Regions from separate parts of the Homo sapiens genome. Here all the other regions are linked to region 2. A link is a contact called in ENCODE Hi-C or POLR2A ChIA-PET data. All regions are on one chromosome and are shown on one strand. The core of a region is the stretch at or near the end of the contact, and the rest is flanking DNA. Distances in the headings are between cores, read along the strand shown. Region 1 has its middle 29 kb from the start of BCL6. Region 2 has its middle 7.2 kb from the start of TPRG1-AS1. Region 3 overlaps LOC105374264 (a long non-coding RNA gene).

Region 1 (3,595 bases), core at 333-2,832, 1.2 Mb before region 2:
CACAGCCAGACACACTCAATTGGTTAGTTTTCTTCAAAACCCTGCCCACAGCAGCATTCTGATCAACATCCATCACTTTCCTTCCCAGGATTCCAGAGGAGATCCAGGTGGTGATCAAAGAGGAGACCCTGTTGGCAAAGCTCCCTTCTGGCACTGATGAACTGGATGTAAGGTCTATCTCTTGTCCCTCTGAATGATAACAAAAATATGCTTACCTAAAGTTGCTCCCTGGATCTCAACAGAAACTTCATAACTGGTCATTGCTTCCAGAAAACCTTCCTACCATTCAGGCTTACACATAGCTGGCCACTCAGCTAAGACAAGTAATGGGCTGAGAAAAATCAAATAAAAGTGTGTGGTTTTGATATATGCATTTTATTACTGGCATTAGTCAAGTAATCATGGGCCAGTGAATTTTCAAAGCAGCCTTTTAATACTCAAGCACAGTGCAGAGTAAGAAGGATGAGAATATGACCTTTTCAAAGCCCCATTTTTCTTAGGCCTTTTAGTAACTCCATGGCCCCAACTCTGGAATCTGAAGACTTAATCTTAAAAGATTATGTGGGAAGAGGCAGCAAGGTGTAGATAAAAACATGCTGAGCCTAAAGTCGAAAAACTGGAGACTATATTTTGATGGTAAATATCAGATGTATGACCCTGGCAAGGCATTTGACTTTCTGGCCCTGGTTTCCTCCATGAAAAACTGGGATAATATTCATATTTGTCATTTGTAACTACTACTGTGTTGTTCAAAGATAAACAGAAAGGGTATAAGATATTCGAATATTATTATTTTCATTAATTATAATTATAGTATTAGTGCTCAATTGCATTAGGCTTCTCCTTAAAACAAAATTGCTTGTATGTCTGAATGGATCAGGAAAAGAAGATGGGAGGGGCAAAAAAAGGAAAGTCACTCTTTTCCTGGAAAGCGTTGTTGTTTAATTCTTTTCTTGGAGTAAAAAATCCCAGCCACGCCGTAGGGAACAGAACATAGGCTTCTCTTTGATGTCACCCCTCACCCAATAGTATCACTTCCCTTTTTTCACCAACCGCTTCAAAGATCTTACGTCTGGGCTTCTGTAGTGACCACGCCAAACATTTAAATCCCCCACTTAAACAAGTACCAGAGACGAAACAACCAAAAGAAAGACAAAGCAAGAGGAGAGAGGGTAGAAAGAGAACAATACAATCGTGTTCTTTGAAAGGATGATGGTTAATAAGACTTACTTTAGTTTAGAGCCAAATAGTTTTCTTCCAACAGAGACGGTCATAGCAAACCCAGACAGGAGCGGGCAGGAGCAGAGACGTGAGCCCTGCTCTCTAACTAGTGGTATTATCACCCATTTGTGGCTCCTGAGAGAGAACAGCGGGGCAAGCCAGGCCTTAGCACTGTGCCTTGCATTAATTAACAAGCACGGACCTGGCCTTTCAGGTACACCAGGGATGGGCCTCTCTCCCTCGTCTTAGGTTCTGCCGGAAGCCAGGGTGAGTCCTGTACAGATTCTGAACCCTTCTTTATGTGCACAGACCCAACTCTCACGCCTACCGATGTTGGTCTGTGCTACTCCTTCATCCAGGCAGCAAATCAGCACGGACCCAGGGTAAGTCATAGAAATCAGGAAAATGAGGTAGTTACAGAGCCTGCTAAGGAGCCCAAGAAGTGAGAGTTAGGGCAGAAAGCCTCTTCAGTCACTCCTTCACCAGGCCATTCTTTTATTCCTGAGTCACCCTCCACACCCCAGCGTTCAAACTGAGACCCATCACTCTTACCAGGTATGGACAGATGCTGCAAATGCTGCCTTTTGTACGACTATGGCAATTTGACACGATGTTCTTCCTGTTGTGTTTGAAATCTCCCCATGCACTTCCTTTCAAGTGGTTATTTCTTAGCTGGATCGAGGAAAGACCAGCCTTGCATAAGACAAAGCCAGTGATCATTAGCCAGCATGGAGCCGTGAGCAGTGCATGCGTAGTTATACTAATTGGTTGATTGATGCAGGTTCTGTTGGAAAATACTGCATTTTAAGGAAGTGCAACCTTTTAACTTCTGACATGGAGTAGGCAGCATGCCAAGAGAAGGACTGGACTAGTCATAGAACAATCCGTTGAGCCGTGGGCACTGAATTGAGCACAAAATAAGCAGGGTTCACAGATTCGCAGAGGACCCAAGGAGAAGAGAGCCAGCAGGTAATTGTCAGGTACCACAGCAAATACCAGTAAGGTGATCTTGGCCCCTCCTGTTTGCCAGGTCCAGGTTTGGGCATGTCAGTTACCTCTATTACACATTTTTTTCCCCAGTGCTGCCATCTATATTTAATTAAATTGCATTATGCAGAACCCCATGGCTCAGAATCCTGGAATATTAGTGTCTTTAGTATTAAAAGACTCAATTAGCCCATGTGCACAGCGGGCTTCTCTCTCTTCCCCAAAAGGGTAGGACAACTTGTTGTTTTTGTTGTTTTTTAATATATCCAAAAATAAAACTCATTACTCACATTCCCAGAGTGGGCCTGGTAAGAGTAAATGGAACCAAAGAATCATAAAATTTTTGGATTACTCCATATCTGAATCTCCAACATATAATGCCCCTACCAAAGTGTCTATCCAGATTTTTCTTAGGTATCTCAGGGCAAGGAACTCTCCACCTTCCAAGGTGGCTCATACCATGGTTGATCACATTTAGAAGTTGAAGAGTTTAAATTTGGACTTATTTATTTGTTCAATTATAGGAAGAAATTTACCACAGCAAATTAGCACTTACCAATGATATCTGGGGGCTATGGGCATGGCTACTGACCTCAATGGATGCAAATAGGATCTATGACCACAGAATATACCCCCACTCTCAACTTATATGTAAGTCTTTGGTCAGCAAAATGGATAGACAAAATTATATGCCGCACACAGTACACATCTATTGACAGGACTAGAGGAATATTTATAAATCATAGATTTAGGTATTGATGATAAAGGCTTATATGGGAATCTTCCCTTGGTCACAGAGAAGGGAGCTAGATCTGGTCTACTTTGATTTTGGCTTCTAGGGGATCATGTGAAAACCAGGTCAATATCACATTCTTGGAAATGAGATGGACAGTTATTATGTCCTAGCTCCTTAGTCATTTTTACAGGTTTTTCCTCTTCTCTTTTGTCTTGAACCCATGCCCTAGGTCAGAAAATCATAGAATTAAATTCCTAATACAGTTTTGGAACTGAAATTTTCCCAGAAGAAATCTTATCTGATTTTCTTATCCCGAAACTAGAAAATTGAGGCCTGGAAAAAGTAGGCAGCTAGCCCAAGTTCACAGAGCTCTTTTGAGATGAAGCCAGAACTAAAATAAGTCTCCCAGCACCTAGTGGAGTGCTTTACTCTTTATTATCAATGATAATATGTTGAGTATGTACAGGGTGTGATGGTTTCTCTAATGTGCTTTGGAGCAGGAACTATAGAAAGTTTTGTGGAACAGAGAAATGAGCCAACCCTGTAGTCTCCCCAGGTGGCAACCTTGTGGAGTGAGGATTGCTAATAGGCCTTTTAAATGATCAAAACACAACAAATAAACAATGCAAACACTGTCTGATTGTATCTGCA
Region 2 (3,348 bases), core at 344-2,843:
TTACATTTAGCCTATAAAAACACCATAATCCAGGTTTATTCTACCAATTACTGTGTGGCCTTGAGATCTACATTTTAGCATTTACTAAATGATAGGGAAGAGCAGTTGAGCTCTTAAGCTTCTTCTAGTGCTCGCTTTCTATTTGCCCCAAAGTCAGTCTACACTGAGTGACTGATCAAACTCCACTTCCACCTTGGATTCCATAAACCAGCTAAGAAATAGATACTCTCTTCCTCACCCTTAGCCCCACACCACACCCCCACTGCTCATGACTGGAGGGCATATGTCGATTGGAGGGAAGGATGCGACTGGAAGTCTCTGAGAAGAGCTCTTCTCTTCCCTCAGGGACATGTCTATTCACTGAAGAATGACATAATAAATGGTCAGCTACCTTTAACCTGCCTTCCATGGATTCCCTGAGGAAAAATTAAATTACTGTTCTAATATGCTACAAACGCACAGACTCAAAATGTAAAATATGAAATGAATCTGACAGGTTATGTGGTTTAGCTCCCACACTTGATGGACAGAGAAACTGAGGCTTGAAGAGACGCACCCAAGGAACCTGGCCAAAGACACAGAGACAAGAAGTCTTGGAGCTAGGGCTACAGCCCAGATCTCCACTGCTCCTTGGTGCTCTTTGTTTTTTTTTTTTTTTTTTTTGCTACAAGTTGGAGCTCAGTCCCTGGGTTGCAATGGATAAATCTTTTGCTAGGCAACCCAGTTGCTAAGCTTTGCTCACATCATTCTTGAGCTCAAAAACCTTTATGGATTTCAGCTATTCATTCCTAGTATAGTCATCCTTTGGTATCCTTGAGGGATTGGTTCCAGAATCTTCTGAGGATACCAAAATCCAGGGATGCTCAAGTATCTCATATAAAATGGTGTAGTATTTGCATATAACCTACGCACATCCTCCTATATGCTTTAAATCATTGCTAGATTACTCATAATAATACAGTGTAAATGCTATGTCAATCGTTGTTATACTGTACTATTTAGGGAAGAATGACAAGAAAATCTCTACATGTTCAGTACAAATGCAACCTTCCATTTATTTTTCCAAATATTTTTCATCGACACTTGGTTGAATTCATGGATGTGGAACCTATGGATACAAAGGGCCAATTGTACAAGATTCATTTTGTGTCATTATTTGGGCTCTGCCCATGATATTGCTACTACTTTTTAAAAAAATTTATGAATTCCCTTCTGGAAGACGAGGTAGAAAGTAGACAGGCGATTTTGCTAAGCAGTTTTGACATCTCTCACACACACCTATTTTGGCTAACCTTTTCCTGATTTCTCAGTCCTCAGTAGCTCCTCTGTGCACGTGCCCAGATGTCACATTTCTTAACTTATTTTCTATTTCTTGAGGATAATTTAGTCACTTTTTTCTCTACAGTAAGCAGAGAAGGTAGAGCTGGAAAATGGGGTCTTCATCAGAGTTTAACTAGACTATGAATAGAATTCTGTAAGGCACGGACCAATGAGCTGTCTTTTAGGTCAGTCCAGAAGGACTCAGATTCACACCAAACTTAAGTGGCTGGTGAATGAGGCTCAGATTGTCCTCCCAGTTTCCCACTGCCATCCCCAATCCTGCTCCAAGAGCGCCCTCTGCTGGAATGGAGCAGGAGCCAACATCCTCAGCCATCTTGGAAGTGGGGCCAACTGGAACTCTGAAAGGATGAAAAGTACCTCTGTTTAAATACAAGCTCCAAATAAGACAGATCAAGTCTACAATGTCTTCTTGACTTTTATTTCTCATTCCTTCTATTTCCATTTCTTTGACAACTTTTCTTAAGAGGATCACGATGTGGTGAAAAAATAGAATTTAAAGAGGGGAAATGTAATCCAGTGAAATGGGCATAAAACTAAGAATTCTGCCTTCTTTGAGAGGTTTAATTGCTGGGTTACAAAGAGTAATTTCTTGGAATAACTCAGTTTCTAGTCTCAGATTGTAATTACTCCTTCAGTTAGAAACCTTCTTCCATTCATTGCCTGCTAAATTAAGTCAACATTCTTTACTTAGCTTTCAAGGTATATTTGTATATGAATTTACAAATTCATAATATGTTATTTAGTTTGTACTTCATTTATCAAAGCTAATAGTATCTTTACTTTAAAAAAATTTTACTCTGATCTACTTTTTAGAAATTGAAAAGATATTGAAAACTTTAAAAGTACATTTGAATACCAAAGTCATATGTTTCACATTAAAAATCATGCTCAGCACTTAATCTGCTTATAATTTTGAACAAGTGGAAGACCCTGATTAAATAATTAGCTTTTGAACAGAAACAATAATTGATAGGTTGAATTCTATCTTTAGCACTGATGTTAGTCCTAACTTGTTGTTTAGGATTGAGACAAGGTAAAGCGACATAAAAGATTTGGGGGAGTTGATATAACCTTTAAAGTGTCATTTAGTCAAAGGAAGAAACAGTAGCTAGGAATATACCTATTGAATAAACATAGCAATATGGTAGATTCTAGTCCTAGACCCCTGTTTTACAGCTAGAATTATGCCAAAAAGTTGAAAAGTAAAGCTGGATGAAACCTTAGAGAAGACTCCGCCATCTTATAACTCAGATGGTGAAATGAGACCCAGAAAGAATAGTCTTCCCAAAGGCTCACGGTCAGTTATTATAGGAGCCTCATTTGGAATTTGAGTCATCCAATTCTCAATCCACTGTTCTTACCACTACCCAACACTACCTTTGTTTAACTGTCTTTCTTGCATAAAAAGGGACTTATAGGTGAGAGATTCTATAGTGCCATTGGGAGCTGCTGCCTGAATCTCCGTGTAATTTCAAAGAGTTTCCTAACTCAGACCCTGTCCCATTTCACTGTATCCTTAAGAGGCTGAGAAACGGGGCATTCAGATTCTTTCCCCATGCTGACTCTTCATTCTGTTTACACATGGGCCGGCCAGATGCTAGAGAAAAAAAAACAAACATTTGCAGCTGTTATCAGGGGTAGGATAGAGCACATGAGGTTCCCAAGTTTTGATCCAACACATCAGAACACACTTGATTTTTACTCTGGCTTGGAGTTTACTGCCTTCAGCTTCTTCTACAAAGCCTGAATGTTGCCATTTCATGTCAAAACCTGCACTGAGAGATGCCGATGGCTTCTTGAGCTAACTTCAGCCCATCACCGCAGTGGTCTAGATGACCAAGGAAGTGACTGCTTCATTACAGCTTGAGGGGACCCTCTTTCTTCATCCCCCACTTTCACTTTTTTTTTTTTTTTAAATGAAAAGGCCGATGGTTCTCCCAAGTAGCCAGAGGCCAGCAGGAGCACTAAGTAAGAGACAGCAAGAAGTGTTCTTAGTGAGAACAATGT
Region 3 (3,633 bases), core at 423-2,922, 1.1 Mb before region 2:
AATTAATTTAAGGCTGTCTTGCTCTGTTGCCCAGGCTAGAGTGCAGTGGCTCACTGCAACCCCCGTCTCCTGGGTTCAAGTGATTCTCGTACCTCAGCCACCCAAGTAGCTGGGACTACAGGTGTATGCCACCACGCCCAGGTAATTTTTGTTTTTTTTAGCAGAGATGGGGTTTCACCATGTTGACCAGGCTGGTCTCGAACTCCTGGGCTCAAATGATCTGCCCACCTCAGCCTCCCAAAGTTCTGGGATTACAGGTGCAAGCCACTGCACCTGGCCCCTGAACATCTCATATTCCACAAGAAGGTCTATTTCAGGACTTGGTAGACAGGACTGCATACCCCTAAGCCACTGGTGTGCTGGAAAATGTTTAATTACCAGCTCTTGAGAGGATGGAGATCTCCCCTCTTGTGGTATTTGCTAATTTCCCACCACAGCCAATGTCAAGCTGCCAACATGACCTCACTGAAAGTGGACCAGAGGAGGGGAATGCCATTGGCTGTGGTGAGCTGGGAGGAGCAATTCTGGTACCATGGCCACCAGCAGTCCCAGTGCTCTACAGCCAAGCCCTGAGATCTTTGCACCTGATAGTCTTACGCCTGATCACGTTACTTATTTATTTTATTTTGTTTTTTCTTTTGTCAGACCTGGTCAACAGGAAGTAATTGCCTGAGCTCTTTAAAGCAACTGAGCTGAATGTCAGGAAACTGGAGTCCTAATCCAGGCCCTTTTTTGACTGACTGAGTTGGGATAAGACTTTCTACCTCGAGGATCATCAGGTGCAAAATGAAAAGGTTTGAAAAAATTAGGAGTTTATGGGGTTGGTATCTTGGCCTCCAAATCTCTGAGAGTGGTTGGAGGACAATTAAAGTAGGACTCCTGACCCGTCTTCCACCAAAGGTGCTTTGCTTGTGTATACTTTATATACAACTCCAGATCAGGTTTACCTGGAAGGTGAAAGAAACAGGTTCCACTGATTATTAAACGAAGGAATGAGTGCTGAGGCCCCGTCAGCTGAAATGTTTTCTATTCCTCCATGATTCCAGAACAAAACTCTCAGCCCCACCCATACACTTTAAGAAGGAAGCACAGAAGGGGTGGTTGTGGGAAGGAGAGCTGGCAGGGTGACCAACCCCAAAGAACAAGGCAAGGGAGCCAGACAGGCCAGGAGCACTGGACGGGCCCCTGGGATGCTGCACAATTCCTAGCATGCTTCTTCTAGAAGACTCCTCCAACAATCTCTGTGAAAAGAGAAATATTTTTACCTGCCCTTGGATGGCATTTAGGTCTGGGGTAGAAGGTGGCAGCTGTTTAACAGCCCATGGTAACACTGCACAGCAATTAGGGCAGGAAGTGAAGAAGGCTGTATCACACAGAAACTGCCAAGGTGGAATTGAGGTCAAGAGATTGCAGTTCCTCCAAAGTGAATTCACCCTTCTTCCCACCTGGATGGCCTCTGCCAGTGACTGGGGGATCTAGGGGAGCAAGAGGTGGTTTTCTAAAGAAGAGGGTCCTTCATAAAGGTGTGATACAGCATAGGTACTCGTGGGCAAGGGCAGGGCTTTTGAGAATGCCAGTGCAGAGACCACTCCACTGCTCTTAGGAATCGTGTGTCTAGTGACAATGTGGAGGGGAGGTTGAAGGGGAATCACTGGGCTGGGGAGACCAAGTGGCAGATAAGAGGTGTTGCCTAAGTGACAGACCATACACCTGTCAATCAAGAACAGTGACAGGATGGACTTTGTTCTCAGGGGCCAGGTGTTTCATTAGGGAGTACAATTTCATGCTCATACTTCTCTTTTTGACATTTCCGGCCTCTCCATAGTCCCTGTGGGTTGGATCTGTGCTTGGCAGTTCCTCTGATTGAGGGAAAGACAACCTTTTCTTGTGTGCTGTATTTATACTCAGGCATGAAATAAGACCGAGCAAACGTCATCCCAGAAACCTCAGGCCACTTGAGAGAATTTCGATCTGTAAGTGTAAAAGTAGCACAATGTCTGCCTCTCTCTTCACACTTGGGCAGAGGGGTTTGAGGAGATGATGATGATATTCTAGAGCAGTCAAAGAATTTTAGGGCTAGAAAGGGCCTTGGAGATGGATTTTAGGTCAAAAAGCTTAAAAGACTTATGTTGGCTCTACTTTTTTATTTTTTTTCTTGAGACAGAGTCTTGCTCTTGTTGCCCAGGTTGGAGTGCAGTGGCACAATCTCGGCTCACTGCAACCTCCATCTCCCGGGTTAAAGCAATTCTCATGACTCAGCCTCCCAAGTAGCTGGGATTACAGGCACGTGCCACCACTCCCAGCTAATTTTTTTATATTTAGTAGAGATGGGGTTTCACCACGTTGGCCAGGCTGGTCTTGAACTCCTGACCTCAGGTGATCCACTCACCTCAGCCTCCCAAAGTGCTGGGATTACAGACGTGAGCCATTGTGGCCAGCTGGCTCTACTTTTAACGTATCCAGAATCCAATCGCTTTTCCCCACCTGCAGCTATCCTTCTGATCCAAACTTCCAGCATTTCTTCCTGGAATATTGTGATCACCTACTACCTGCTTCAACCCTTGCTTCTCTCTGCTTCAATCCTGTGCCCCTTAGTATATTCTCAGCACAGTAGTGAAAATAATCCTCTTAAGATGTGCATTGGATAATGTCACACTTCCACTCAAATCCTTGCCTTGGTACCCCATTACTCTTGAGAAAAAAACTCAAGTCCTCAAAATAGCCTACCAGGCCCTACAAGACTCACCCTGTATTGCCTCTCTGACCTTATCTCCCATTACTCTCCCAGGTACTCCAATAGCTGACCACACTGCTCCAGCCACACTGGCCTCCTTGTTGTTCCTAGGATGTGCTCCTATTTTAGTCCTTTGCCCTCCCCTGGCACACTCTTCCTACAGACATATGCTCAGTTCACAGTCTCCTCTTCTTCAAGCCTGCTCATGTCTCACCTTCTCCCCCAGGCCCCACCTTGACCATGCTATTTACATATCAGCCTGCAAGTTGGTACCTGTTCCCCACTCCAAATCTGGGACTTCTGCTCCCCACCCCTCCATGCTGCTCTACTTTTTTTCCCCATAGGACTTAGCACCTCCGAACACAGCAGACAATTTTCATATTTATTGTGTTGATTAATATTTGCCCTTGCCTGCTAGGATATAAACTCAACAAGGGCAGAGATTGTCCTCTCTTATTGACTGAGGTATGGCTGCTGCCTAGTGAACCTGGTTGCATGGAAGAGAAGGTAATTAAAGAGAATGTAACTTTAAATAAAATTATTTTGAAGTAGTTTCAAACTTACAGAACAGTTGCAAAAACAGTACGGAGTTCAAATGTACCCCTCATGGAGATATGTTAACATTTTATCATCACATTTCCTTTTGGAATGAATGTTTAATGATATTAGTATTCGCATGAATCATGATAATAGTAATGACACGTTTGGAACTCTCTAGGTTTGCAGAAGGCTTTGTTTTTTTCCTTCAAGCTCTAGCCTACAGATCACTCTTCACATCTCCAAGATAGTGAGGGCAAAGATTATTGTACCCGTGAACAGACTAGAAGAGTGAGGCTTATTCAGGTCAGGTGACATCTTACCTAAGGTCACACAGTTGTAAAGGGCAAGAGCAAATCTGT

The links. Hi-C counts contacts between places; a loop is a spot of excess contacts on that map. ChIA-PET counts read pairs that join two places held with the same protein, here RNA polymerase II (POLR2A). Pooled maps may share reads with other maps.
Region 1: a loop to region 2 is called in a pooled map, with 3 times the contacts of the local background. The contact joins two enhancer-like sites. A Hi-C loop is called at or near these places in 2 of 50 pooled maps. POLR2A ChIA-PET finds 5 or more read pairs at or near these places in 2 of 52 experiments (activated T-cell and endothelial cell of umbilical vein).
Region 3: a pooled map shows a loop between it and region 2 (2.5-fold over the local background). The contact joins two enhancer-like sites. A Hi-C loop is called at or near these places in 1 of 168 maps with a recorded cell type or tissue (endothelial cell of hepatic sinusoid), 1 of 37 single-sample maps with no recorded cell type and 2 of 50 pooled maps.

Annotation. Positions count from the first base shown.
Region 1 is chr3:187,772,374-187,775,968 of GRCh38, forward strand. No RefSeq gene overlaps it. Among named protein-coding and RNA genes, the nearest start is that of BCL6, 29 kb to the left of the region's middle. Within about 2 kb of position 1,583, at least 4 of the 41 ENCODE cell types and tissues checked have a DNase peak (open chromatin) inside an H3K27ac peak, as active enhancers do.
Region 2 is chr3:188,953,183-188,956,530 of GRCh38, forward strand. No RefSeq gene overlaps it. Among named protein-coding and RNA genes, the nearest start is that of TPRG1-AS1, 7.2 kb to the left of the region's middle. RefSeq lists a silencer at 1,358-1,652. Within about 2 kb of position 1,594, at least 7 of the 41 ENCODE cell types and tissues checked have a DNase peak (open chromatin) inside an H3K27ac peak, as active enhancers do.
Region 3 is chr3:187,827,424-187,831,056 of GRCh38, forward strand. It overlaps LOC105374264 (a long non-coding RNA gene), which reads right to left. Exons shown (of 3, transcript XR_924813.3): 3 at 3,371-3,633. Among named protein-coding and RNA genes, the nearest start is that of BCL6, 84 kb to the left of the region's middle. Within about 2 kb of position 1,673, at least 3 of the 41 ENCODE cell types and tissues checked have a DNase peak (open chromatin) inside an H3K27ac peak, as active enhancers do.